6 separate regions of the Mus musculus genome follow, and regions 1, 2, 3, 4 and 6 are each linked to region 5. Evidence: chromatin loops called from intact Hi-C (ENCODE). Cell type or tissue: gastrocnemius. All regions are shown on one strand. Each heading gives the region's core, and the rest is flanking DNA. Links, peaks and the distances in the headings are about the cores only.

Region 1 (4,715 bases), core at 333-4,332, 190 kb before region 5:
CATGGCCTGGTGTGTTGTAGGTGTTGAATGGACTCTCCAATTCCTACACACTTTGATGTGGTCAGAGGTGGCTACAGAGGTGGGTATGATCCAGTGTCAAAGGGTAGGCTGGGGCTTTGGAGTGGTTGTGTGCAACTGTGGAAGGGAAGGGGGCCAAAGTGCACTTTTCACAACACCTCTGTGGGGTGTGACCATCCACCCTAGCCTCTCAGGTACTTGGCACTTGTAGGGAGAAGTAGGACCTGGGTTTGCTGGGGGCTGAGTTTTCCAGGACGAACCAGAAAGCCCATATACAGCCTTGCTATGGGACTGTTCTGGGTAACTTGATGTTAGCACTTTAACTCAGTCTTTGAGGTCAGTTTTGGGGCAGCTGTCAAAAGCTGCAGTTGGATAGGTACCAGCCTGTGGTGACTGGTAAGTAGTGGCAAACTAGACTGTAAAGCTCTTCCATGGTGGCAGGGCTCATCGGTCTGCCCACCTCCCTACTATGGCCCAAAGGTAACCACCAGCCTACACAGATCCTCAGTAAGAGGGACCATCATGGCAGAGCTACAGAAGGTGGGTGGGCATAGACTTAGAGGGCCAAACCAACCCTGGGTCCTTGGCAAAATGCAAAAGTCAGGGTCTCTACAGATCTACCTCTGGCTCAGCGCTTGCCCTGCCCTAAAAAAACAGAAGTGCCAAGGGCAGACATTTCATGCAGAACCAGGGTGCACTTTATGTTCCTGCACAGGCAGATGATGGTGCCTCCTGGAGGCTTTGGGATCTTCCTGTCCCTATGGTGGTTCTGAAGGGAGAGCTGTTCCCCTGTTGGGTGAAACCCAGGTCCCTTGCCCTGGAGACCTGGTTTCCCAGGTCACCCCACATACCTGACTGCAGCGCCTCCTAAACTTTGGGTTCCTTGGTTTGGTTATAATGCAGTTCTCATTACACAAGTGCATTTCTGGCTATCACTTGTAACCATAGATATACATGCATATATATTCTATCTACAAAGTGTTTTATTTGCAAGATGTTTTGAGGTGAGCTTTGGTCCTGCCCGCCTTGTGGTCATCTGTCCTCATCCTCATCCCCTGGCCCGGAGTGGTGCGGTGGTGGGCCATCAACTATGTATTAAAGTCACTGTATCAAATAAATGTTTATTGATTTTTTTTTTCCAGGGATTTTGTGTGGCTGAGTTTGTGTTGAGGCAAAGGTCATTCTCGGGGCTTGCCGCACGGCCTTGTGGGGATTGTAGTCCGCAGCGTGCCTGCCTCCCGGTGCGCCTCCCCGGCCTCCGCCAGGTTCGGGACGCCATGGCTGCGCCGCCGGCCTCAATGAGCGCCGCCCCTTCGCCCCTGCAGTCTGCTGTGGCCCCAGACGTGCCTGGCCGCCAGGCCGAGCAGAATGAAACGGCGTGCGAGGACCGGTAGGCGCGGGCCTGAATAAGGCAGGGGCCGCGCTTGTCTCTTGGGAGGGGTCGGAGCACGGCTTGCATCTCTTCCTAGAGCCGGGACGGCTCCCGGCATCTCCATAGATGGGCAGCTTGATCTCTACAGCCTTGTGGATCCTGGACAGGTTTCGGCGGCTCTCCAGCGCCCTGGGGCCTCCTGGGCTATGTGTCAGCCACCCCCTGCCAGGGAGAGGGAGGTGGCAGACGACCTGGAGGGCCCCAGCGGACGGAAGGCGGAACTGGCCCAAGCTCCAGCTTTTGGAGGCACTGAGAATGGAAACCTGTTTGACATCTTTAGCGTGGGTCTCTGTTCCTAGTGGGTGCGCACTTGGCTCTGGGCCCCCAGCTGGGCGGTAGGCGTGTTCGACCTTCTGAGTTCGTCGAAATTGAGCGCAAAGTTGCACCTGGCGGCCAGTGGTGCTTGTGAATGTAAGATGGGGTGGTGATTGCCACCTGTCCGAGAGTTTGGGGGCCTTTGAGACTTTCGAGGCTTTCAGGAGAATGGAAGGGGAGATAAGGGTCCTTGTAGGAAGTAGGAGACTTAAGGGTCCTTGTCTTCACTCGGCCTGATCATCACTTGTAGCAACTCTAGGTCGTGGCCGCCAGGGGGCAGTGACCATGCTTGGAAACTGCTCGTGACACCTCTTCCGGTCTGTATGAGTCAGTTGAAGGCCAAATGTCTTCCGGCTTTGCATGCCACAGTGCACCGCCTGAGAAGCTGTAACCCCGGACGCCTTTAGAAAGTGAGGTGCTGGCAGTGGATGAGGTGAATCCCAGCTAGTTCACACACTCCAGGCATTCTGACCAGGAGTCAGACTTTGTGAGGCCGTGGCCAAATTCCTCCTCCGAAGGTTCCTGGGGATACACCTTGAGAAGATACAAACTGCCCTGGTGCCTCAGGCACTGGCAGCAGTAGGGGAGGGAGTCGCTGGTAGACTAAAGCCCAGCTTGAGGTTTCTCCTATTGCCTTTCCCAGCACCTGGCTCCCTATCTGCCTGCCCCTGAGGCCTTTTCCTTGGAGTTGTCTGACCTTAGCCAGCACCGCCATTGGCTTTCATGTCGATATGCAAAGTGGAGATGGATTTGGGATTAGAGAGTGGAGAGAAGTTAATAGGTACTCACCCAGAGCCTTGGGGGGGGGGGGGGGAGGCAGGTTGGCAAGTGAGGCCATGAAAGCCTTTAATCCCCCAGTCCTATGTCTACCTTGTAAAAATGGCTTTGATGACTCTGAACCGCCTTCTGCCTCTTGCAGGAATTCCACAGTAGCACCGGGATGGGTTGCTTGACTAGATTTAACCATAGCAGAGGGATCTTGAGACCTTTCTTTGGTGGTCCAAGTGATGAGCCTTCCTCTCTTCAGTCTCTGCTGTAGGCCTTTCATTCTGGTTTCTAAGATATGGGGGATGCAAATTACAGGGCAGCTCTAACTTCCATGGAGTTTCCTTATCCATGAGGCACCGGCTTAGGTCCTCAGTAGCCTCTCTCTGTTTCTCTGTATAAGGATACATACAGGTCTGCAGCAACTCCCTGGTGAGTGGCTTTGAGCCATAGATGACAGCGCTGTTACCTAAGGGATAGCCAGGGGAAAATGAAAACTGAGCAGCAGCTTCCAGCACCACCTACCTCAGACAGCCCTGAGGCCTAAAATGGAGCCCTGAAAGAAGAAAACCTCAAAGATGGAAGTTAAGGAGTGTAGTAGCCAGGTAGCCTGGTGTATCTTAGGTAAAGATGAAGTTCTGGGGTCAGGGTGTGGTATTTTGGAGCCAAGTCTAGTGAATCAATAGGTGGGACAGGTCTATTCTGTAAGCAGTAACAAATCTGGAATTAAGTAAAGCCTTCCCTTTCTAAGACCAGCACGATGTTAGCTTCCCACAGACCTGTGGCCTTTTTGCTACCCACTGATCCTGACCTGCTGGGGTACCCAAGGAACATGTCAGGATCCTCTGTTGTGCTTAGCCAGCCAAACTTAGAGAACTGATTCCCTAGGACTCCTTAACTCTGCACCCCTGCCCAGAACAATATTAGCCTCCCAGAGCAATCCTAGGGCATATCCAGCCAACCATATCTAAGGGTAGAGTCAGAGGGACAGACAAACTATAAACACATACATGCACATGCAAACAGAGATTGGCTCTTCCTGCTCCTGGTGTCTGGGGATGTAGACATACCCACAAGTTACCTAGGTAGTGAGAAGAGCTGCCTCCGAGGCGGCTCCCAGAGTGGCTCCTTTTCAGATGCATGAAGTCCACTTGGAAGCTTCCTTCTCTGAGCCCTGCCAGACTTAGTGCTGTAGGCCAGCCAGGTAGGATGAGGTTGCAATGAGGCCAGCCCACCCCTTGACGAGAACCCCAAAGCCAGCAAAACCTCTCTGATTAGATCTTAAGTCAATAAAGGGATTTCAGCTGAGGCTGGGACCGGATCTTCCCTTTCCATGCTGTGGGCAGGGAGGTTGCTGTGTCCCCTGCTGACTGATGAGGCCAAGGTGGCCATCGGGCTTACTGGAGCCTGTGTGAGGTGGGGTGGAACAGTTATTCTTGGATGTGCTAGGGTAGAATTTCAGATTTGTTTATCCTTGTAGGAGGCACCTTGGGGCCAGGGGAGGGGCACCCAGCTCAGCACTGACATTCAGATCGCCTGGCCTGGTGGGGCCTCAGATTTCCTTGTCGTGCTGTGTATGCATTGGGAGGCAGAACTGTGTTTCTTCCAGAAAATTTGGGGAGAGGTACTAGTGGTTCCCAGCAAGTCCAGGTCAATGTGCAAGCAGCTAACACTGAAGTACACTCACAGCAACTGGCCTGGGGATTGTGCAGGCCAGAGTCAGTACTATTAATATCTGGGCATAGCCCTGACTGGGTGATCCTCTTATGTGTGTGTGTGGCCTTAGCCTCTGAGACTAGCATTGAGTGTGTTTCCTTAGTGCAGTAGGGCTCCCAGGGCCTCCTAGCTGCTGTGCCCTACTCCCTGTATATAGCAACCTACTTCTGCAAGTAGGGGTCCAACCCCCCTAGCTCTTCAGCTGGGCTGCCCATAGGAGTGGTTCCACCCATGGAAGACCAGTTCAGGTGGCTAGAACTCCCAAGCTGTCTTTAGAGACAACTGTAATTCTAAGAGGTAGTGATACTCTAACTGATAGAACCTATACCACACATACCTGGGTCATCCCACTGTCCAGGGACATCCACCTCTGAGCCCTCTGTGCTTACCTGCATCTTTGGCTATGAGCAGTCCCCCAGCTTACCCTGGCATCAGGATCTCAGGGTGCTGGACTCTTGGAGCAGAAAGC
Region 2 (4,715 bases), core at 517-4,516, 180 kb before region 5:
TACCCTGCACATGCCCCGGCCCCCACAGTGATGTTCAGTTGTTTTCTGTAGTATCAAGGGACTTTTGGATAAGATATGCCAATACATTTGTATCCCTAGGGCCGCGTTGGCCTCCGCTCACCAGTGCCATCCCCTCCCCCAGACACTGAGTGTCCTCAAGAGTACACCGCAGGTCCGAGGCATGCACACCATCATCAGGTAAGGGCCCGCCTGTGGAGTGCTACTCCTAATCCTGTTCCACTCCATCCCCAGGTTCTGTCCCATCCTTTTCTAAACCTGCTTGTTCTACCACCAGGGACAAGGAGACTAGCCGGGATGAATTCATCTTCTACTCCAAAAGACTGATGCGGCTGCTTATTGAACATGCACTGTCCTTCCTACCCTTTCAGGTGTGGGTTTATAAGGAAATGGGTAGAGGGTGTCCCACTCTTCCACGCGTGGGCTAATGATGGGGGGGGGACTAGGCTCTGGCTGTTCACAGACGCCCCAACTCACCATGCAGGACTGCACTGTACAGACTCCACAGGGGCAGGACTACGTGGGAAAGTGCTACGCTGGAAAACAGGTGCACATGGCTAGGGATGAGCTATCAGTAGCTGAGGGGGTAAGAGGCTCTGGGATAGAGGCATCCAGCTTGCAGCTTACTGAGCCTCCCTTCCCCACTAGATCACCGGCGTGTCAATTCTGCGTGCAGGAGAAACCATGGAGCCTGCACTGCGTGCCGTGTGCAAGGATGTGCGCATCGGCACTATCCTCATCCAGACCAACCAGCTCACAGGGGAGCCTGAGGTGTCCAGCCAGGGAGGGCTGGGGGTTCACAGTAATGACCAACATGGGGAGGGGGACCAGAAAATTGATGTGGGAGCCCTACTCTGACCTTACTATCAACTATAGCTCCATTACCTGAGGCTTCCCAAGGATATCAGTGATGACCATGTGATCCTGATGGACTGCACAGTATCCACAGGTGCTGCGGCCATGATGGCTGTACGTGTACTCCTGGTAAGTAGACCTGGATGGACTGCTGGCAGATTCCTTGGCATTGGGACTTATCCTGTCCCCATGTTGCACAGGACCATGATGTGCCTGAGGACAAGATCTTTTTGCTGTCCCTGCTCATGGCAGAGATGGGTGTGCATTCTGTGGCCTACGCTTTCCCACGCGTGAGAATCATCACCACAGCTGTGGACAAGCGTGTCAATGACCTTTTCCGTATCATCCCAGGCATTGGTGAGTCCATTGTAGCCCAGGGAGCATGACTGATGACCCAGGGGGACCCAGTCACACAAAGCTATTTCTTGTTTCAGGGAACTTTGGTGATCGCTACTTTGGGACAGATGCAGTCCCTGATGGCAGTGATGATGATGAGGCAGCCACTGTGGGTTAGTTCCCTGTCCGAGCTACTCTTATTTCTACCCAGCCTTCTGTCTTCTGGTCTGGAATTGCAGGGACAACACATTAACTTATTTTGAGTTTAAAAATGTTACCGAAATAAAAATAATCAGTTTACACATTTTATAAAATAAATAAAGCTTTATTTAGAAAATGATCGTGTGGCAGAATGTAACCTGGGTGGACTCTGTTGAGGCAGTCTCCCCAAGGTATCTGAGGGTGAGGTAAAAGGTCCAGCAGGACAAGGCATTCTCTGCCTTGCACTGTACTTTCCTTACAGTCAAAGCTTGTTCACTTATTGTCTGATAGTGATAAGGGAAGAAGTGGGGCCTCCAGATGAACCACACAGCTCACCTGACGGACCTGGACCCAGAGACAAGAATACTTAGGGCTCTGAGTTAGCCTCTGTGACCACTTCCTTCCGACCACATTTGTACTACCAAGGGACCCAGCAGGAGCTGATGTGTGGGCAGCTATGGCGAGGACTGAGTAGTGGAAGAAGACTAGCTCCAAGATGGCCAGAGCCTCAGGATTTCAGAACCAAAGTTTCATGTTCATCCCTGCCTGGCTGCTACTGAATTCTAGAGGTTAAGGCAGGCTTCTCTGGCAGCTGCCAGGCAGCTTTACTAACGTGACGGTTCTGTCCCAGTGAGATAACAGGACGTGTACATGGACAGCTACTGGATATGAGCTATGGGTCTCTGGCCTGTGTCAGGTAGCCCAGGAACCTAAAACAGGCTCCCCTAAACCCCATTCAAGCCTACTGTGGGCCTTTTTCCTGCTTGTCATGAGACGGGGCCAAGGAGTAGTTGGGTGGAAGTCAACCCACAATGGTGGGAGCTAAGATGAGTTGTTTACCCAAGGAGCAGCCAGGCACTAGAGGGAGACAGAGAGCCAAAGTAGAGGTCAGGAGGCCCTTCTCTATAACCTAATAAGTGGACCCTCTCCTACATCTCTACCCAGTGGCTCACTCATTCCTGCACTTTATGCTGGGAAACTGAAGAAGAGTATTCCTCCCAGCCAGGTTTTCCCAGATGAGGAATTTAGGAATACTATGAGAAGCTGGGTAGGAACCAGGAAGGTTGCACCCAAGTTCAACCAGGATGATTGGTTCCCTAAGAACAAATCAAACACACACACACACACACACACACACACACACACTTACATACCAACACTACCTACAGATGTAGTACATGCATCCACACAGCAGACAGGACATACCAGAGACATGCATATATTAAGTGTGGTGATAAAGCTCTAGGATGGGATGGGCCATATTGCTCTAGAGCTCCTAGAGAAAGGTAGATTCCATATCAAGCTCCTAGAGAAAGGTAGATTCTTTGTCTTCTTGACAGTGGGGCCCAGAGAATAGCCTAGAGCAGGAGACCTAAATTTCAAGGCCCTGACTAGATATCTTCATCTACATGAGATATGCTATTGGGAAATCTCAAATTTGAGTGTCCGTTTTAGAGGTAGACTAGGACCTGCTAAGACAAGGCTACAGGTAAAGAGAGTTTTTAGGCTTATTTTCTAACTAGAGTCATATGGATATAAGAAGTGGGCACCTTTCTAAACAGCTAGGGGGGATATGCCCCTGAGACCAGGGTACACAAGCACTAAGTCCTCATGGGAACAAGCTGACCCTGGGTGAGAATGCCCAAGGACTACACTCAGGGTTATGACTTGATGTTCAGAGACAGAAAGCCTTTGTACCTTTAAATGTCTAGGTCCATCTTGGACCATTGCAGACTAGGGTGACGTGTGCCATGGAGCCAGGTTAAGTTATGAACAGTGACCACAGAGGCAGGCAGATGGACTTAGAGCCTACCTGGCTGGCAGTGGGTATGGATGCCGCATATGGACCTGAAGTGCCCCCCTCACAATCACCCAGACGTCACTGAGATATTCAGATGGGCTAAAAAGGCCAGTTTCCTTAAATGTTTCTAGGACTGTCCAGTCAGAAAATAATGTCTGTAAGGTCATTCTCAGGGTTGTCAGCCTGTGAGGTGCCACCCTTTCTTGATCTTAACAGTTTCAGGGTGACATGTCCTTACCTAGAAAGACAGGAAGCCTAGAGCTTAGAACAGTCCAGGTCTGCTGAGTTAGTAGAGGACTCCAACACAGGTGCAAAGTGTTTATGCTCTGTCAGCTGGAGTCGGGAAGCAGTAGACAAAGATGGCTGTGCCTGGGCAATGAGGTATGTCATATGTTGGGTGCTCCACAAGTCCTGCAACAAGAGCATTCCAGGTAGGACATCTGCAGGTTAGTTTTGCACACCAGATGAGGAGAGGCAGTCAGAGATAATTCTAAACACTAAAGGTTTGATTTAGGTTTTTTGGGGTGGGGGCGAGAGGCTGGGAGAGAAGAGTCTCACTTTGTAGTGTTGGATGGCCTGGAACCCACTGTAAAGACTAGGCTGCCTCAAACTTACAGACATCTGATTTCTTCTGCCTCCCAAGTTCTAGCATTTGAAGTATGCACCATCATGCCCTGAGGCTGTGAAGTGTTGAGACTCTCCACAGTCAAATTCAGAGCTGGAGGTCAGGGTGGTGTTTTGTTTTGTTTTTGGTTCCAGTTTTTTTTTTTAAAGATTTATTTATTTACTATATGTAAGTACATTGTAGCTGTCTTCAGACACTCCAGAAGAGGGAGTCAGATCTCGTTACGGATGGTTGTGAGCCACCATGTGGTTGCTGGGATTTGAACTCTGGACCTTCGGAAGAGCAGTCAGGTGCTCTAACCCACTGAGCCATCTCACCAGCCCTTGGTTCCGGTTTTTTGAGACAGGGTTTCTCTGTGTAGCCCTGGCTGTCCTGGAATTGGCCCAGCTGGTGTTCAGGTTTAAGGGAGGAGGCCCTGGCTGATGGGCAGTGAACTGTAGTTTTTGGTTTGAGTATGCTTTGATTCAGAAAGAAAGAGGCATCTAGAATATGGAAAATGATATTTGACTGGGCCCAGGGAAACACAGGGCTAGAAGCAATGGCTACTTTAGCAGTGAAATCTGGGGGCATTTGGGGGAACAACCTTGTGGTAGGATTCTTTGGGCCCTCACACCAGCCAACTTCCAATTGGAGGCAAAGACCTGCCTTAGACCAGTTCTGCTTACATAGAATTACATGTTGTGAACTTCAAATATGGCTAGAGACAGAGAAAAATTTGTACCTCAATCTGTTGATCTGAGGCACTCCCAGGAAGCTTGGGATTTATGCTTACCAGTACAGTTCACTGCTATTAAGCTCTGAAGCCACCTAAACTTGGGCCTACAGAGCTACAGCATGCATGCAGATAGCAGAAAAACTGCTGCCCACCTGAAGGCTGCA
Region 3 (4,715 bases), core at 254-4,253, 200 kb before region 5:
AAAAAAAAAGTTTTGGTCCCAGGGGCTCACGATTCCCCCTACAGGAGAAATTATTACTCCCCTCATTGGTAGAGAGAAGATTTAATTGTCAGGGAGCTGAGTCACAGGGGAGGAGCTTGCCCCTGACCACTCTGTATGCACATCCCTGCATACAGCCTCTGCCCATTTCAGCTTCTGCCAGACTCTCCTAGAACACACAGTATCAGCTGAGAACATACCCTGCCACCTGCCTCGGACACCAGGCACCAGCCTCACGTGGCATGACTCCCGCAGCCAGAGGGCATCCAGCAGCAGGCCAATCAAGCTCCTTCAACAGCCCGGCTCAGAGATCCCCCAGGTGCCTACCTATCCCACCTAAATCCTTGCCCTTGCTCTCAGTTTTATTATCTTCACTCAACTAACCCTACCTCCCCACCTGCAGGCCCGGCTCTACTCTGATCACTATGGTTTGTACCATACAAGCCCTTCACTGGGTGGCCTGACAAGGCCAGTGGTCTTGTGGAGCCAACAAGACGTTTGCAAGTGGCTCAAGAAGCATTGTCCTCACAACTACCTCGTCTACGTCGAGGCCTTCTCCCAGCATGCCATCACTGGTATAGTGGGGTCACTGGCTAGGGAGAAACAGAATGCTCAAGACGTAGTCAGCCTTGTCTTCTCCTGTATCCTCCTGAGTTCAGCCTTGTGTGTGTGTGCTGCTTCTCTGATTGGCCTCTTTTAATCAATCCTGTCTTTCTTTCTACCTTTCTTCCTTTAAGAATCTCTGAATCTCTGCTCTACTTTCTTGGTCATGTCTGTCTGTTTATTTGTTTGTTTTATCCTGATAGACTCCTATGCTTTGCTTCTGTTTGCCTCACTGCCTTCCCTTCTCTCTCCCTAGGCCGAGCTCTGCTTCGACTGAATGCAGATAAGCTGCAGAGAATGGGGTTGACCCAAGAGGCTCAGAGGCAGGAGGTGCTGCAGCAGGTACTCCACCTGCAGGTTCGTGAGGAGGGGCGGAGCCTGAAGCTGCTCAGCCAAGGTTAGTATCAGGGACCAGGATTAGGGGGAGGGACTAGGCTGAAGGTGGAGGGTGACTTTTCTCGACACAAAAGGGGGCCATCCAGTAAGGACCATCCTTGGGTGTGCCAAAACTCAGCTTTTCCTCCTATCCATCCTACAGCTTCCTTCGGAAACATGTCCTAGCTGCTGCCTATACTTGGACCCCAGACCCCAACACTGTGACCAGAGCCCACAGCCAAGAATGAGTCAGAATTGGCCCTACAGCCCCTTTGGATCCTGCAGGATACCCTAGTGGCTAAACCTAGCCCAGTGATCAGGGAGGAGCAAGACTTCCACCTCCAGGTGTCTCTGGAGAGGCACTACAGGTTCTGCCCTGTGGCTGGGTGGGTGGTTGTTGCCTGCTTATAGACCCTTCTTCTGAGATCCAAGCCCAGGTCCCATCCCCTGGTGCTGCTGGCAGCAAACAGGGTAGCTGCCTGGAACTAGAATGGGGTTTGAATGTCCCCAGACTCCCAGGGAGTCTGTTTATTTATTCTCCCTCCAACATGTGACCATCCCCCATCTGAGTCATGAGTCTTCCCCTTAAATCTTAGTTCTGTGTCTTTCCCGGGCACCCCCAGATCAGCCACACAGTGGGCCAAGCTGTCTTGGCTCTCTTTCAAGTATATCTGTCCCCTAGCTCTCCTAGAGTACAGCAGGCCCAACCTGCTGTCCATACTAATGGTGATCAATCATCATGCCATGTGCTTACTCGGTGATTATGAAACGTCAGTATACTCTACCCACTTGTTAGAAGTGAGGTTGAGAGGGGTCCAAGATGCTCAAGCTGCAAACCCAGTAAGTGGCACGGATTCCAGTGCTGTACAGGTGACTCTATGCACAGCCCACCAGTTCAGCAATGTTCTCAATCTTACCTTTGAAGAAGTCATGCTTTTAAACAGCTTCCCTATTCCCTGGCTCTTAGTAGAGACCATATTGAAGAATGTGTGTTTGTGTCTGTCTGTCTGTCTGTGTTCATGTGCACCTCTGTGGCTTTCCCAAGAAAACCTGTTCTCAACCAAGAAAATCATGTAGGGCAGTTCTTTCATGTGTCGCCAGACACCTGGACAACCCCTCCTTGGGTATTTGGGGGCTGTTGCTGCCAGGAAGGAGGACAAGGAGGATGACCCTGGCAGCTCACTCTCACTCTGCTCTCTACCAACGTTCCCAGGGACTCTAAAATCTCAGGGACAGTTGAGGCTCAGCCTCCAGTCCCCTCTGTGTGCCAAGAGCTGGCCTCGATTCAAGGTTGCTCATTACAGTTAATTTGGGCCATTGGCCTGGCATCTTCCATCCTGTATGCCCTCCATCCATGGAAGGGGGCTCCCTTATTGTGTTTGCCTGCCTCTAGAATCCCCCAGTCCTGGTGCCTGCAGCCAGAGGGCCCTCTCTGTCCCCCCTCTCTCTGTCTTTTCTTCCCTATGCCCCTGTCCTTTCTTCCTTGGTTTTTGGTCACTTTTTATATATACTCTGACAAAAAAAAAATCAGAAATAAATCTGGTTCTCAAATGCCTCAGTGTTGGGTCTCTGGGGAGCAAAGGGGTGTCTAGGACAGTGCCTGCAGATAGAACACCACTAGAGGGCAGTGGTGTTGCATCCTGAGAAAGCTACCTGGTAATTCCAGGACATCAGAACAAACAAGATGTCTCAAGTAAAAAAATAAAAAAATAAAACATCCTTGTCGCAGAGAGAGAAAGAGAGAGAGAAAGAGAGAGAGAGAGAGAGAGAGGGAGGGAGGAAGAAACTTAAAAAGTAAAACATGTCTCAAGTCCTTGGATATCATCCCAGTTTGGGACATAGCAACCCTGACAGGCTCAAAACAATAGTTTGGACACATGGAATGAGGCTTTCTGGAGCTGATCTAGCAGCGAATTTTTGCTGGTTCATGGTCTGGGAGTATAGCTCAGTGATATTGGACATGGTTTGTGTCCCAAATCACGGTTTGATCCCCAGCAAAGAAACAGAAACAGAGGTGTTCTAAAAGTGGAGCAGAGTTCTTTATCTATTCAGCTTTGTAGTGGCTGTCTAGTATTCCTGAGCTAGAGGCTATATCACAAATCTATTTCTGTGGTCATTCTCGTCTGCCTCTCAAATATCTTCTTTAAATTTAGGGTTCACTTAGTCCAAATAGATCTCAGAAACGTCAGTTACATCTACAAAGACCCCTTTTCCAAATAAACTATCACTACAGCTTAACATGGTTATTTGTTGGGGCTTACTCTTCAGCCATACCCTGACATCCATAGCACATGAATCACACACTCTGAACACAATAACCAGACATTCAAATAGGAACATTGAGGTATAGGCCACAAACATAGTGACACAACACCCAGACATGCTTAAATATGTACAAACACACTTGCACAATTGGCCAATGATCTGTGCAAAGATTTATAACATCCCCATATGCACAGATATAATTACCCAAGTGCATAAATACAATACATAATCACTAACACTAGACATGACATAACCCATGGTGCACATAAGTGCATTGCAAAATGTCTTGACACTTAGATACACACATAAAGAAAAATTGCAGGGAGGTGGGGCTAGAGAGAGAGAGAACACAGTTGCTGTTCTTGCAGAATTGAGTTTCCAGCACCCTCTTCAGGCAGTTCACAGCTTCAGGGAATGTAGTGCCCTCACCTACATCATGATGCCCATATATGACTACCACCTGATAACACATGGTCACTTAGACATGTAATAACCTATGGGCATTGGTATATCACACTTGTGAAAACTCAGACTTACACAGGGAAAGTTGAACACACCTTTGTGTGCACACTGATCCCCACCAACAGTCTGATGTTCCACATCCTGGGAGACTCACAAAAGGTAAAAGACGTCTTTAATCCCAGCATATGGGAGGCAGAGACGGGCAGATCTCTGAGTTTGATGCTGGCCTGGTCTACAAAGGGCTACATAGTGAAAAGTTGTTTTAGAAAAAACAGTGGGGGGGGGGGGCTGGAGAGATGGCTCAGTGGTTAAGAGCGCAGACTGCTCTTCCAGAGGTCCTCAGTTCAATTCCCAGCAACCACATAGTGGCTCACAACCATGTGTAATGGGATCTGATGCCCTCTTCTGATGTGTCTGAAGACAGCTACAGTGTACTCACATACATAACATAAATAAATCTTAAAAAAAAAAAAAAACAGTGGGCATGGCTGAGAACATGTAACAGTATTATGACTCAAATGAAAGCTGAATTTTTCCCTTCCCTATTGAGTGCTCCTGTGGAGCCCCAGGCTTTGCATTCTACCTCCTTATCAGCCAGTTGGCCCTTCCTAGTCTGTCAAAAGGGTGTTTATTTCTCTGCCTCATTTATTTCCCCTTCCTAGTCTGTCAAAAGGGTGTTTATTTCTCTGCCTCATTTATTTCCAAGTTGTGTGGGCTGTGCTGTCATCCTCCCACCCACCCCCTAGATCTTACACTAGCAGCCCAGGCTCGGGGCCAGAGAAGTTAGATACTTACTGGCTGTTGGTCTAGGACCACACTGTTCACAAAGAAGGGAGAAGTTGATTCAATAGCCAGTGACCGCAATAAGGCCTATCGGTCTTCGTGTCTAGATTAAGGTGGCCTAAGGGACAGATAGAGGCTGAGGTGCCCCCTGACAGCCTACAGATGTCCTATAACCCTTCATAGGATCTACTTCAGCCAGCGCAACCACA
Region 4 (4,715 bases), core at 280-4,279, 66 kb before region 5:
TCACTTCAGATAAGATGTGCCAAAAGGGTCCTCAGCAGAAAATCTGAGGCTATGAGCACCTTGGCCACTAGTGCCAGCCTAGATGGGTGGTGAGGAGTGGGCAGGGCATGTGCACAGCCATCTCCTGGAACCCATGAACAGTGAGGGAGTATCCCAGGTTTCATCTTTGGCTGGCAGATGTCTGCTTGCCCTTGCTCACTCAAGGAGAATCCCCTCTGGCCAGCCCTCCCACTGCTGCCTGTGAATGCCTCCTCACACAACATGAGAAATCCTCCACCAGGGCGGGAGCCTCCCACCTCTCAAGGAATTCCGCTGTGCCTGCCCCTCCTTGAGGCAGGCCGCGGATAGCCCAGGGCGCCTCACGATTGGTTGGCCCAACCCCGGTTCAACTCCTCTACGTCCCTGGCCATCTACAGGCTCACCCCCCTTCCCGCTGCTGCGCTTGAGATGTACCGTGGTGGCCTTTAACCCCTACGCAGTTCAGCCGGGAATGCCCGCTCCAGGTTCTGCTCCTCAGCGGATCGAAGACACTGGAGGCAAGAAGGACCTGCGGGCCTCACTGCACCACTGGGGGCGGGGTGAAGAGACCTATCCGTGGCTATACCGAAATCGAGATGCCATCACTGGCTAGGAGCTGCGGGCCAAGACAGGGTGGCGAGCACCACTTATCTGAGCCCCACACCCTCACCGGCAGTTGGATGACAAGAATGACAAGACCGACGTGCGGCAGCCAATGCTCCTAGTTGGTCAAATATGAGTCCCTCTTGCAGACATCGCCACGTGGCCCGCTTCCCAACGCTCGCCTCTCTGCGAGAGCGCCCAGGTCCCCGGATGGCGGGGGTGAAGACTGACCAGCCCTTTCTGGGCACCGCGCCCCTAGAGCGCGTTTTCTCCGCTCAGCGCGCCCGAAAGTCGCTAAGTTTGGGAGACGCGCTTTCCGCGACGGTTCCGCGGGGCTCGGGCACAGTCGTGACCCAGTCTCGTGCGTCCCCAGGGACAGTGCACAGACATCGCGGGGTGCGCCTACCCGACCCTGCTGCGGTGAACTTGCCCAGCCCACCTCTCCCATCAGGTGGTCTCTGGTTGTGAGACTCTCGTGGGGCGCGAGCGTCGACCCACGGACCCCATTCCTTGCCACTCGCAAGCCCATGGGAGGGGGTTTCCCACAATGCCCAGCGAGCTCCAGCCCGCACTTCCGCTGTCCAGCCCCGCGGGAGGGGGGCGGTGGGCCGCCGGTGCTCCGGCGGCCACTCGGCCCCGGCCAGCCCGCTGCGCCCAGCCGGCGGAGCGGGGGGCGGGGCCGGCAGGCGGGGGCGGGGGCGGGACTGGGGCGGTGGCCGAGGCCAGGGCGCAGTGCGGACCAATCAGCGGCGGCCGGGCGCGCGCCGGGGGCGGGGTCAGGGTCCGCGGGCGGGGCGCGTGGGGGCCGCGGGGCTGGAGCAGCGCGGGGGCGCGCGCCGGCCTGACGGACGGACGAACGGACTGGCGGGCGGACCAAGCCACCCGAGCGAGCGCGCAGCTCGGACCCTCCCGGACGCAGCTCTCGCCAGTGGCCGCGCGATCACCGGTCCGCGGCCACGGCGCCAGCCCGCGCCCGCGCCCCATGGGGTCACAGGTAAGCTGCGCCGGCTCATTGTCCGCGCGGCCAGGCTGGCGCACCACGCCGGGGCTGGGGCTGAAGCCCTGGCGGGAGCCGGAACCGAGTCCGGGGCGGGAGCTGGGCAGCTGCAGCCCTGGTTACTGTGCCCCGGGCGCGCCCCCGCCCTGCCACTGGCCCCCCGTCCCGCCTGGCGGGGGCGCCCTCCTGGGGGCGATGGCGCCCGGGGACAACGCGGCCGGAGACCCAGGCCCGCGGGGCCACGGCCCGAGTGGCGTGGGCGGGGCGGCACGGCAGGTCCCTGCGGGGTTGAGCGTAGAGGCGGCCGCGGCGCGGGGCTTCCCGGCCCCTTGGCACCTTCGGCAGCCTCTGCGGCCGCCGGGGTCCTTCTTCGTCACCTCCGAAAGGGGATTTTTCCAGCTGGTAATTTCTGCTGCGTCAACGCCTGGCCCCGGGAGGCAGCCCGGGGGCGTCCCTGCGCCCCCCGCCCTCTCCGCCCTGTGCGTCCCCCGCCCGCTCAGCGGAGCCGCACCCGGACCCGCCCGCGCCGAGTTTGCCAAGAGTCAGAACTGCAGGAGGTGGGCCCTGCAGGGCCTTGGGGGTCATTGTCTCCCCAGAAGCTAGATGCCGGTTGTTTTAGATTTTCATTTTAATAATGGGCCGAACTGGGGTTCGGGGCCCTCCCAATGCGATGGAGTGGGCAGCGCAGATAAGACGCAGCGCTCGGAGCGCACGGGGCGCGCAAGGGAACCGGGTCCGCTACAAGTCGCGTCTTTGTTTCCCAGTAAATAGACCTGTCAGTTTCACAGGTTAGCGAAAGTCAGTATCAGACAACTCAATCCCGAGGGTAAAACTGGATTTTTCTGCACCATGGAGAGGGTTCTAGCTAGTTGAGGGATTTCTTGGTATGGCTAGCGATTTCACTATTAGTAGGCGGAACCAGCTATACACAATAGGACTGGATCTGGGAGCCCCTGAGCAAGCTAAATGGGGCAAAAAACAGATAATTTCTAACCCAAAGAAATATAAACAGAAGAAAGTTTGAAATTCTTAGCGAATTTCCTCCGGCTCGCTTTGCTACAATCTCAGCGTGCATTTAGTGGAGGTCACAGTGCGAAGATTGTTATCAGAATGTAAAGAAATGCTAATTAGAAAATGTTTAGTGAACCGCCTAGGCACTGACACCTGTGAATGGTGCACTCCCGCGTGTGCTTGCCTCCCTCGCGGAACGCTGGATTGGATCCCTCCTCCAGGCTAACTAACTTCCCATTTGGGTGCAGATTCGCGAATTCCGCTCTTGCTGGTCCTAGTCTTGCCAGTGCAAGGCAGTGTTTCTACTCAGCAAGAGAATAGTTTGTTCATCAAAAGGAAATTTATAGGTTTTCCACGTGAATAATGAAGTAAAGTTTATTGTCCTGGGAGTCCTCCATTTTGGTATAGTTTATGATATTAGGTACTTTGAACTGAAAAGTTTAGGATACATCTCCATATTATTGCAGAAAAGATAGTGACACTTAGGTTGAAATTATTGCAGATAGAAGTTTAGCATTTTCTTTGGAAACCTTGTAATTTTTTTTTTTCCTGAAAGGGAACGGTGTTGGCTGTTATTGCCAGTTTCCTCTTTAGAATAGTAGAAAGAACTCACTTTGAGAGCCTAGAAATCCAAAATCCAGACTTGCCTCAAGCCTGCCCGAGGACAACATTTAATTAAGATTCTCATGACTCTACCTTGAATGTAAGACTTTTGCTTTCGTTAGATAATTTCTATTCATGAGGCTGGTGTTGGTGGCGCATGCCTTTAATACCAGCACTTGGGAGGCAGAAGCAGAGAATCTCTGAGTTCAAGTCCAGCTTGCTATACAGAATGAGTTCCAGGACAGCGGGAGCCACAAAGGGAAACTCTGTCTTGGAAAACAAAACAAAACCCCTAAAACAAAACAAGAAAGATAGTTTCTATTCATGTCCTGTTGCTTTATGTAAGTGTACAGTTATTCTGAGCCCAGACCCAACCTCATCTCTTTCTGACTGGTCTCTGTTACCAGGGCCACTGGTGACACTTAGTTCCCTGCAACCCAGTATGCCAGGGTCAGGCTAGTTCATGTCCCTGTGACTTGTGATGCTCCTTGGTCCCACAGAGGAACCAGGGCATAAATGTCAAGAAATGGAGAAAGTGCTTCAAAGATGCATAGAAAATGCCTGAAGGACGAGAGGTCTGTCACCGCTGAGGATGTCTTATTTACAAACACTGATGAACTGAATTATGTTGTAACAGTGAACTTTGTGACTTTGTGTGGAGGTTTTCAAATTAAGGAAAATTGGGCCACTCTGTCCCTGTGGTCTGGTTTCTGGGGCGCTGATCAGCTGCTGTGCTGTACTCCTTGAGGTCTTAGACCAGCCTCTGAGATCTGAAGAGGTTCATTTAGTGTACAGGGCAGGAAAATACTTGAGCTAATTTCTCACAGAAGTCACTTTCTGTGCTTAGGCATTCTCTTAGCTGTTAGCAAGAAGAAAGTTCTAGAAACAATTGTCTCCCGTTTAATCTGAACACCAGAGTCCTTGCACCTGCCTTAGGCAACCTGTTTCAGGAGCTTCCTGTTGTTTTGTTTTCTCATTTTGAAAAAAAAAAAAATAAGGCTTTTATTCTGCTTTGAAAACATATGCTAATTTAAATTCTCTGGAGTGAGATTGGATTGTTAAGAATTTGAAGCTGGATGGTGGTGGCATTTAGGAGGTAGTGACAGGTGAATCTCTGAGTTCAAGGCCAGTGTGGTCTAGAGTATGAGTTCCAGGACTGGCAAGGCTACACAGAAACCATGTCTTTACCCCCTCCCCCACCACTCACAAAAAAAAAAGAAAAAAAAAGAAAAAGAAAAGAATTTCCCTTTGAACCTGTTACATCTGTGGTGGGTAGATTGTTGTTGTTCTTTTTCAAGACAGGCTTTCTCTATGTAGCCCTGGTTAACCTGGAACTCAAATCTGTCGACCAGGCTGGCCTCACAGAGATCTGCCTGTCTCTGCCTCCAGAGTGCTGGGATTAAAAACATGTGCCACCACCCCCTGATGAAACTTTTGTTCCTAGAGTTTGCTGAGTGGCCTGACCCCTAAAAATAAACAGATA
Region 5 (4,715 bases), core at 416-4,415:
CTACCTACACTCTGGCCTGTCTTATCTGCATTCCCACTCTTGTGCCTGGCTCTTAGTTCCTAGCAGGCTGTTTTCAAGTAGCAGGTGTTGAATCAGTCTGGCCAAGAAATGACAGAAAGAAAAAGGTGTCCAGAAACAGGTAGGTTGGTTCAGGCAAGATACATCAGCAAAGTCAGGCAGGCACAGGTAGCTTAGGGCAAGCTAGGGTCAAGGACTTAGAGCTCCTAAAAATTAATCAGGGTTTGGGGAGGGGCACACTTAGAGGAAGATGGAGTTAGGGGGTCTCAGGTTTCAGCAATCATCTTCCCCGGAAGAGCTGGCTGCTTGAGCCTGACTGCAGGCCTGCAAGGCCTCCCCACAGGGGCTTATTCAGAACAGGGACTTGTAATGCACCTGCTTGATTTACTGTGAGCAGAACCCCAGCTTCTGCCCCAACCTCAGGTCCTAGAGTCCTGTGTACTCATAGCTGCTTGAAGTCTTAGAGCTGGTTTTAGATCTTCTTGCTAATGAGACCAAGGAGGTAGCTCAGTCAGTAGAGTGCTTGCCTAGCATGCGTGAAGCCCTGGACTCAATCCCTAGCACCACATGATGGTATATTCCTGTGATGCCAACACTTGGGAAGTGTCGGAAGTAAAGAATATCGGAAATTCAAGACATTTAGTTGGCTCGGGGAATAAGGATGACTGCTACCAAGCTTGACTACCTGGGTTTAATTCCAGGACCCACATGTTTGGAAGGAGAGAACAGACTTCCTTCTATAAGTTGTCCTCTGTGTGGACAGTTATGGTGTACACACACACACACACACACACACACACACACACACACACACACACAGAGTAAATTTTTTGAAAAGTTCAAGGCCATCCTCAGTTAGTTACTAGCAGATTCAGGGCCAGCCTGTGATACCGGTGACCTTGTCTCAGAAAGAGAAACAAAATAACTTTTCACTAGTTCTGTTTGTGCTGAGTCCACAGAGAGCTTTACAGACTGAGCCTAAGTGGGATGTTGTCACCTCCACACAGCTTTTCCTACTCAGAGAATACAGGGTCTTGTTTTTCAGCTCGGGCGTAGGTAATGAACAGTCTTGAAAAGTCTGCATTTTCCTAACCAAAACAACATTCGCCCGTGTTTGAGGACGGGCCACGCTGCCTGCCTTTCACGTGGGGTAGCTGTTCCTACTTCAGGGCGTCACCTTATTTTAAAAGAGGAGGCAGAAGAATGATAGGTTCTAAGCCAGCCTGTGTACCAGGCTCAGAATCGGCTTCATAGTGAGATCTTGTATTTAATATTGATGATGCCCCATATGTTAAGACTTGCATGAGAAAAAGGTCTATTTAGTTTATATTGTTTCCTTGGGATGCCTGTCTTTGAAAAAGTAGAGTCCTCTGCATTAGAGGCAGCTCTACAGCCCACTATGTTCACCATCTACTGCCCTGACTTCTTGGCAAGCAAAGCCCTTCCAAGCCCCTCGAGAGGTGGAGACAGTGCTGAGGGCCACTCTGTACATTGCCAGGGATCAGAAAGGCGTGGGTTTGTAATATTCTAAACACCATGGTCAAGGAGCATGGCAGCAGACTGCATGATACCCTTCTCTTGTGCTTCTTCCTGGGCATGTCAGGATGGGCCAGTGTTCTGAGGAGAGGCTCCATGAAACATCTTTGTCACCTCTGAGCAACATAGTACAGCCAATAGTTCATGTGGTAGTCCTCAGGCCACAGGAATCTTAGTAGTGCCAGACTCCTAGGCCTGCTCCTGTCTGATCAACACTGCTGTAACTTGGTCTAAGTTTTGTTCTTCTGTGGTAGAGAAAGGGGGAAATTCTGAGCTGAAAATGGCAAAACAAGGGCTTGGGGGGAATGCGTAGTTCAGTTGGCAGAGTATTTGTCTAATTTGCAAGAACCTCTGGGTTTGAGCCCTAGCATTACATAAAACCAAGCATGTTAAAACATATCTGTAATTGCAGAATTATAGAGGCTGAAACAAGGGTATTGAGAATTTCAGGCGAGTATGAGAGAGGGAGAGAAACACATAAGCCAAAGAAACCAAAAAGTGCCCTGTGTACCAAGTTATTAGAGGTCTCATTTCTAGAATCAAACTTTCAGGGAAGCATGTGAGGCTGGCACCCCAGCTTCAAGGGCCACCAGTTCCCCCTAGTGACAACTCTTTTCAAGTCATACTGTGGGCTTCTCGAGTTTTTCTTTGTTGGTGTATATTTGAGTCTTAATTCAGAGTTCTTCGGAAAGCAACTCTACCTGCAAGAAAGGTGTACTCAAGAGAGGGAAGGCTGGGTGTTCCACAAGATCTTTGGGACTGGAAGCCTGAGAAGCCCAGGATGGGAGGGTAACACTCAAGGTCCAGACAGAAACACAGTGCCACCTTGTGGCCAGATCCTTATGAGTGGTGGAGCCCTTTGCAGGCATGCTTATAGTTGGAGGGAGAACTGGCAGATTCAGAATAGTGGGAACAAGTTATAATCACCCCCTTAGCTGTGTGCAGCCTGTTCCCTAGCAGTCCTGGTGGCAGCTTATGCAGGAAGGAAGAGAGCCTAGAGTCGGGGGAAACTTATGTTTAAGGAAACCTATTCTAGGGTGTTGACCTGAGACCAATCCACCTGTGTATGGCCTAGGGCTGCCTGGCCAGAGACAGTTATGGGCTCCTCTGGGTTCCTTAAGCTTCCATTAAGCTTAGGGTCAGATCTTATATACAAGGAGGTACAGCTGGCCAGGCTGATACTCCTATGAGTACCCCACACATCCCATCTCTAGGGAGGAAATTCTGGACAGGCTAACTTTCTACAGAGTACACTGGTTCCTATGCACACTTCCTCAGGCCCAGGCCTCCTGGATTCTCTCCAGAAATCCAGACTTTAGTGTTCTGTACCTCAAGGCCCCTCTGCTGAGTACTGTGTCTTCCTGCTAAGTACTACAACGGGCAGGGCACTGACTGCCTCTGTCCCTCCCTGGCTGCCACATTTCCTCTGTCATCTCTGTCCTTGCCTTTCAGTTGAGACATAGGACAGAAGGACTTGCCCCTTTTCATGGAAGCAACGTGCATAACAGCCAGGCTGGGGTTCAACTCTGTTGCCCTGCTGTCAGGCTCCATTGTGCTTCCCATCCATCATCTTCACGCTGAGCCCTCTCCCTCCACTCCTCACCTGTAGCTCCCATGCTGCCCAGCCTACCAAGCTAGCCTGGGCTTCCTCGAAGGCTCTTGCAGCTTCCAACCACAGCTATGTATGGGCTCCCTGTCCCATGAATCCAGGTGAGCAGTGTTGCATTTCTTAGCTCTGCACCATCTGGGCTGCTAGGCCAGCTCCTCTGCCTGTACAGGGTTAACATCAGCTGGGCTTCAGAGCTAGGGTGAACCAGAGCCTCTCAGCTTGCCCCACGTGAAAGTTTGTAGGAAGGCTATTTCAGGCAGAGGGAGTAATATGACCAAGTGAGAATTAGAGTACTTGGATATAGATACGTTGGGATCTGGACCAATTTGTAGCTGGTGGCATGACACAGTTTCTCCTGGTGCCTATAGCATCCCCAAGATGGTTTGCTGCCTCTAGTGATATTGCCCATGTGGGCTCCAGATAGACCTGTTCCCTCCAGTCCCTGTCAGGGGCTGTCCCTCCTGTGTCTCTCATGACTGTACTCCTCACCCCAATACTTCACATCTCCACTGACTGCTCTGTTCCTCCAGGTCCACAGCAAGGACAAGAAGTACGTGTGCAAAGTGTGCAGCCGTGTGTTCATGTCTGCAGCCAGCGTGGGCATTAAGCACGGCTCTCGTCGCCATGGGGTGTGTGCAGACTGTGCTGGCCGGGGTGTGGGCACGCCACTGGACCATGGTGGAGGTGGCGAGGGCTCCCCTGAGGCGCTGTTTGCTGGTGAAGGGCCGTACCTGGAGGACCCGGATGATCCACGAGGGGAGGCTGAGGAGGAGCTGGTTGAGGATGAGGATGAGGACGTGGCCAAGTGGAAGGATGACGTGGGCTTGGCCCATGAGGATGCACTGCTGGGGGATGACAAGGATGATGAAGACTCTCCACAGGGGCCTCACAGCCCCTCTGGGGAGCCCGATAAAGACTTTGCCTGGATCTCCTAGGGGCTCTGCTCTAGTGGGCAGGGTGAGTGATGGCTGAATCGCTTTGTCCACCTGTGTGTGTGTCTTAGTGGATCTTTACTTACCCAGGAGCAGGGCTATGCTTACTCCTTGAAGCTCCTCCTAAAGGCCTCTCCTCCATGCTATACCCCTCTCCATTACAGAAACTGGTCCTGTGAGCTAAAAAGTGGGTGTGACTCGTGACTGGGGAGCACTAGGACTGAACACGAAGTGAGGGGTACAGTGTGGGTTTAAGAAAAAGGAGAATGCATGCTCCCACCTGTCCAGGTATTAATGGAATCCCCAGCAGGTGTCTAGATGTATGGGCAGGGCTGCACCAAGGCCTGGGCATGCTTCCTCAGGGTATCAAAGGAGCCCTTTGCTGTGAACCTGGCTAGGAATGCAAGATGACTCAGAGTATAGGTCAGGGTCAGCACTGGATAAGGTCATGAGGGCAGTCTCCCAGACTGCAGGCCTGAGTAAGTGTTGAGTTTTGCATAAACACAAACTGTTCATCCACAGCACTGCTCAATCTCCTTCTATCCCTCCTCCCCAAGCAGTCAGGTTATGGGCTATGGCCCTATGTCACTCTGCCCTCTTGGTTTCTGCTGCCCTACGGC
Region 6 (4,715 bases), core at 357-4,356, 100 kb before region 5:
CTTGGTGATGATGCCAGTGGCTTCAAATTCATCCTCTCCCTCGTTCTCCTTTCCTTTTTTTTGTGATGCCAGGCTAGAACACAACCTCATACATAATTGGGAAAGACCTTTCCCAACACTGCTGTGTAATAGTTTCCTCTGAGATTGAAACATTCCATCCAGCAGGGAAACCTTTACGCAGAAAGGTAAACAACTCAAAATAGCTTCAGGAAATCCCCAAAACTAACTAGAATCACGTTGTCCCTCCCAGTCAGAGTCAACAATAAAAGCTGAGAGTCCCTCACAGCTTGAAACTGAGCTGCAAAGATGACTCAGAAGAGAAAGGTTTCAAAGCCGAGTTTTGAGACCAGAGCAGCTGCCCAGAAGAAGCAGATACCAGGCCAATTGCTTGGAAGAGGTAAACCTCTTTATAACTGAGGCTCCTCGAAAGGACACTTTCCAACCTGTTGAGCTGCCTGCAGGCTGTGTATTGTGTTCAAGGTTCTCAGCTTTGTGAACTATCACCCAGGTTGGGGTGGAATTTGCTGTTGCGACCATCTTTGGGTCATTTCTGCTCCTGTAAGTAACCCCTTGCCCATATCCCTGTAAATAACCCTAATAATGCACATTACTTCACTAAAGTAGACTTTGGTGGTATCTGTACCTTTGGTCTGTTCTGAGTTCCCTAGCTGGGATGAGTAGATAGATGTGTGATGCATCTTCCAGGAAAGGTTTTTTTTTTTGGGGGGGGGGTTGTTTTTGTTTTTCGAGACAGGGTTTCTCTGTATAGTCTTGGCTGTCCTGGAACTCACTTTGTAGACCAGGCTGGTCTCCAACTCAAAAATCTGCCTGTCTCTGCCTCCCAAGTGCTGGGATTAAAGGCGTGTGCCACCACACCTGGCTTCCCAGGAAACATTTTGTCACACAACAATGACTGAGTCACATCCTTAGCAGTGTCATTCCAGGGACCAGAATCTACTACTTAAAGATGAAAATAAAACAGTAGATAGCCTTCTGAATTTGCAAATTCCCTTCACAGTAGAAAAAAAAATCCAGAATGTATAAAAACCCAAAATTCTAATGCTTAGGTAATGTGTTAGTGCAAGCCAAACAGTAGAAAGGTTTTTTTTTAATTTAGCCAGTGTAGTTAAGTAAGCATCCCCAGTGTACCACCTTCTCAAGATTTTAATCTCCTGAGCCTGAACCACACTTCTCCGTAGCAACTCCTTACTGGCCTCAGGTGTCTGTTTTGGCAACAGATCTGGTGTTCTGGGTGTGCCCCTGACTCACTCAACCCTTCTCCCTTGAGAATCTCTAAGTAGGCTACAGTGGCGTTACCACCCAAGAGGCGCTGCTCCAAACACAAGGATAGTTGCACCGCCCCTTCCCCGTAGGGAGCCGCCCACAACGTCTCCGCAGGAGCCTAGCACCAGATGTGGTATCCCCTACGGCCCAACGAAAGATAAAGAGCTGCAGAGCCAGCGAGAGGACAGAGGGTGAAGCGCATTAAGGAGAAATGTCTGGAGTTATGAAACTCTAGGAACTGAGAGGGAGCCGAGGAACGCCGCTTCGCAGTGCTCCGAAGGGAGGCCGAGGCGCCAGGGCACACACAGCAAGACCATCGGGAGCCTTGAGGTCAAGGGCCTCTTGGCCGAAGAGAAACAGCGGATTGGTTTGGCAGAGGCTGAGGGGGGGCCGAGTCGCGACTCGGAGGGCGGGAATGCGGCACAGCCCCTGCCCATCCACGGTGCGGGTACCTTGGCTAGCAGAGTCCATGTTCAGGCGGCAGCTGGGTGTAGCTGGCGTCGGTGCTGGGATCGCAGGTCCTACAGGAGCCCAGCCCCGAGGACTGCAAGCTGGCAGCTTCGTACACACGAGCCAGTGGAACTGTAGGGCCGCAGTCGCTTACGTAATCAGCGACGCGCCGCCTTCCTTCCGCTCGGGTTCGTACTCCGCCTTCTTCCCGCCCTCGGTGAAGTAGTGTCCAATAAGAACGTCTTCTGGCCCCACCTAAGACAAATCTTTCAATTTGATAGGTCAGACTGCAGCGAAGCAGGAAGCAATGCTTCTAGTCTGGTTCCACAGTAAGATTCTAGGGTGAAAAAGGGCAGAACAGCTGAAGCTCGAGGCATGGGTGGTTCGGATTGTGTTGCAGTTCGCCGACTTCCCACCTTTAACCTCGGCTGCCCACAAGACTTCTGACTTTGCACCTCGACAGGTCAAACTCAGGCCTATGTACTCCCCAGTCCCCTGTCAACCTCTCCCCACCCCCTGTAAATTCTTTTGGTTTTTGAGTCAGGTTGCTTGCAGCAAAGGACGACCTTGAATTTACTGTGATCTTCCTGCGTCCACCTACCTAGAGCTAGAATTACAGGAGCAAACCATCACAGCTGATTTATACCGTATTGGGGATCGAGAATTCAGAGCTTAATGCATACTGGGCAAACATTGTACCAATTAACTTGCTTTTGCAACCTCTTTATGGAGACTTTTTATTGTCTAGGGAGTGCACTAAAAGTGTAGAGAGCGCGATTCGTCTTCTTGCCCTGCAGGTGCCGCTGTCTCCAGCTGGATTCCCACACTAGTAGGCCAGCTGTTTGGGGGCTGCTGGGCGGCTTGTATTCTGGTACTGGAAGAGTTCACACAGCACTGAACACCTCAGGGACCTGTTGGACCCTCCAAATAACTGAAGCCCAGCCCAGTGTAAGCACTCCGGTATTTTCTCACTTTCTTTTCACAGCATCAGGTGAGCCAGCACTGGCGCCCCCTCCCAGTTTACAGATGAGCAAACTGAGGCTAAAGTAAATTTCCAAAGATCACTCCAGAGCTTTGAGGTTCTTTTTTTTTTTTTTGATTTATTTATTTATTATATGTAAGTACACTGTAGCTGTCTTCAGACACGCCAGAAGAGGGCGTCAGATCTCGTGATCAGATGGTTGTGAGCCACCATGTGGTTGCTGGGATTTGAACTCCTGACCTTCGGAAGAGCAGTCGGGTGCTCTTACCCACTGAGCCATCTCACCAGCCCCGAGCTTTGAGGTTCTTATGGTTTTAGTGTGTCAACACTGACAGGAGAACAAGAGTGCCCCCCCGCCCCATTCCAAATGAGGAAGTCGTGACCATTGGGCAACTCTCTGCTAAAAGCAAGCCTTCCAATTTCTTTTGGCCCTTAATATTTTTCAGAAGAAAAAAAATCCTTAAAACAATATTCCCCCTCTTTCAGAATTGTCCCACCTACAAGATTGAATTTTCAGGGCTGGTTAGATGGCTCAGTAGTTAAGAGCATTGACCACTCTTCCTGAGTCCAATTCCCAGCAATCACTTGGTGGCTTACAACCATCTGTAATGGGATCTGATGCCCTCTTTTGGAGTGTCTGAAGACAGCTACAGTGTACTCATATACATAAAAAAGGTTGAATTTCCCTCTCCAGCTAGGCCCCAGTGAGTACTAGTTCCTAGATGCTTCCCACTACCTGTTCCTTCTCTGGCTCTTCTCCCTGCACGTGTCTTCTTGCACAGGACTAGGTGCTTCATTGAATGTGACAGTATCCTGTTCAAGGCTGTCCACTAATATATCTTCTCCATTTACCATTTTGCTTAACCCAGCCTGGTCAGCCCCTGCCCACAGGGCTGGAAACCACAAGAGCATTAGTCCCTTCTTCATGTAGTGAGTGACCACAGTACAGACAGTGGAAAGCTGAACATCTGACATTCATTTTGCATTCTTGAGCCATGAACAAGACCCAGACCTAGCTTAGGTCTGGCCCAAGATGACACCCAGTAACAAGTGGGTAACATTAACATCTGGTAACGATTCAGGATCTCTAGGACTCACGCCACTCTGTGCCCTGTTAATATAGGTCTGCAGTCCCTCTGTAAATCTCCCCTCCATAGAATACAGAAATGAGAAGGGGGTACCGCACAGCAGCATCTGCTGAGACCTGCTAGCAATGAGACCCTGTAGTGCCAGGAGTCTCCTTTCACTGGGAACTACTTGAATCTTTCGTTAGTGTTCTCTTCTCAGGAGCTACCCTGTAGCCCAAGCCAATGTGAAAGGCACTTTCCTGTGACTCCACAGCCTCCCTTGATCAAATACCACACATTACCATAAATTGGATCAGGTTCATCTTTACATTGCTTTTAAGAATTAGGCACAGACATTCAGATGTTTGCAAGGAAGAGAAAGGATGGAAGCAGGAAAGAACAGAAAGAAAGTGAAGGAAGATATACTGCCTACTCTCCCAGACACCAAGATCCCCAGCACGGCCAGCTTTTCTGTATAGATGTAAGGAGAGGAACAGTTGGGGGGAGCTAGAACGTGTACAGATGCCCAAATGCATGAGTCACAGTAACAGTGGCTATAGTCTCCAGGGCAATTGGAAGTCCTCAGGCTCCAGTGGACTGCAGTGAGTTGCCTCCAGGTTCTTAAGGTGCCTGCGTGCCAAGAACAGTGCAAGCTGCCGGCGCCGCCGGGCACTCAGACCTTGGCCCACGAACCAAGGAAAGGAAAGTCCGTGTGGCCCCCAGGCCTCGGCATCGTCCAGCTCCTTCTGGCATCTCTCACGATAAGAACGAAGTGTTGCTAAGCACCACTCATCATCAACGCGGTAGCGTGCATATAATGCAGTTTCTTGAGCCAAGTTGCTGGCACGTAGCCAGCGGGTTACCACGGTGCGGCCCTCGCGAGCCATCACAGAGGGATATCTGTGCTGTAGAAGGCGCAACAGCAGCTCATT

What was found. Hi-C counts contacts between places; a loop is a spot of excess contacts. Peaks named below come from ENCODE experiments on the same cell type or tissue, not always from the same donor. Only the 100,000 strongest peaks of a DNase experiment are listed, where the experiment ranks them.
Region 1: it touches region 5 in a loop (2.6-fold over the local background); 31 of 42 quality-filtered maps call a loop at or near these places.
Region 2: it touches region 5 in a loop (2.9-fold over the local background); 20 of 42 quality-filtered maps call a loop at or near these places.
Region 3: a loop joins it to region 5, with 8 times the contacts of the local background. A loop is called at or near these places in 20 of 42 quality-filtered maps.
Region 4: a loop joins it to region 5, with 2.0 times the contacts of the local background. A loop is called at or near these places in 2 of 42 quality-filtered maps.
Region 6: it touches region 5 in a loop (4-fold over the local background); 31 of 42 quality-filtered maps call a loop at or near these places.

What each region holds. Positions count from the first base shown.
Region 1 is chr2:181,578,549-181,583,263 of GRCm38, reverse strand. It overlaps Uckl1 (uridine-cytidine kinase 1-like 1), which reads left to right and starts at 1,291. Exons shown (of 15, transcript NM_026765.3): 1 at 1,291-1,408. The coding sequence starts at 1,296. Zfp512b (zinc finger protein 512B) reads left to right here. Exons shown (of 17, transcript NM_001164597.1): 17 at 1-1,161. Uckl1os (uridine-cytidine kinase 1-like 1, opposite strand) reads right to left here. Exons shown (of 3, transcript NR_027289.1): 1 at 4,636-4,715; 2 at 2,636-2,821. In gastrocnemius, for the core only: a CTCF peak has its summit at 2,016 (motif pointing right); DNase peaks (open chromatin) are centred at 1,327, 1,535 and 2,051; H3K4me3 peaks cover 3,941 bases; H3K27ac peaks cover 3,967 bases.
Region 2 is chr2:181,565,983-181,570,697 of GRCm38, reverse strand. Uckl1 (uridine-cytidine kinase 1-like 1) reads left to right here. Exons shown (of 15, transcript NM_026765.3): 9 at 100-198; 10 at 296-389; 11 at 503-565; 12 at 667-789; 13 at 895-1,002; 14 at 1,074-1,230; 15 at 1,308-1,546. The coding sequence ends at 1,387. Among named protein-coding and RNA genes, the nearest start is that of Uckl1os, 10 kb to the left of the region's middle. In gastrocnemius, for the core only: a CTCF peak has its summit at 2,265 (motif pointing right); a DNase peak (open chromatin) is centred at 2,265.
Region 3 is chr2:181,593,050-181,597,764 of GRCm38, reverse strand. Samd10 (sterile alpha motif domain containing 10) reads left to right here. Exons shown (of 5, transcript NM_172676.3): 2 at 156-337; 3 at 422-593; 4 at 878-1,018; 5 at 1,160-2,550. The coding sequence ends at 1,182. Among named protein-coding and RNA genes, the nearest start is that of Zfp512b, 2.9 kb to the right of the region's middle. In gastrocnemius, for the core only: a CTCF peak has its summit at 2,614 (motif pointing right); DNase peaks (open chromatin) are centred at 2,283 and 2,612; H3K4me3 peaks cover 140 bases; H3K27ac peaks cover 130 bases.
Region 4 is chr2:181,456,156-181,460,870 of GRCm38, reverse strand. It overlaps a transcript of Zbtb46 not described here. Among named protein-coding and RNA genes, the nearest start is that of Gm22708, 32 kb to the right of the region's middle. In gastrocnemius, for the core only: a CTCF peak has its summit at 1,811; DNase peaks (open chromatin) are centred at 861, 1,375, 1,897, 2,074 and 1 more place; H3K4me3 peaks cover 3,407 bases; H3K27ac peaks cover 3,040 bases.
Region 5 is chr2:181,390,447-181,395,161 of GRCm38, reverse strand. Zbtb46 (zinc finger and BTB domain containing 46) reads left to right here. Exons shown (of 4, transcript NM_027656.2): 4 at 3,694-4,276. The coding sequence ends at 4,098. Among named protein-coding and RNA genes, the nearest start is that of Lime1, 12 kb to the right of the region's middle. In gastrocnemius, for the core only: a CTCF peak has its summit at 2,384 (motif pointing left); DNase peaks (open chromatin) are centred at 2,380 and 3,941; H3K4me3 peaks cover 897 bases; H3K27ac peaks cover 2,249 bases.
Region 6 is chr2:181,494,354-181,499,068 of GRCm38, reverse strand. Abhd16b (abhydrolase domain containing 16B) reads right to left here. Exons shown (of 1, transcript NM_183181.2): 1 at 4,089-4,715. The coding sequence ends at 4,338. Tpd52l2 (tumor protein D52-like 2) reads right to left here and starts at 1,927. Exons shown (of 9, transcript NM_001373959.1): 1 at 1,737-1,927. The coding sequence starts at 1,755. In gastrocnemius, for the core only: a CTCF peak has its summit at 2,516; DNase peaks (open chromatin) are centred at 1,391, 1,909 and 2,604; H3K4me3 peaks cover 2,452 bases; H3K27ac peaks cover 2,430 bases.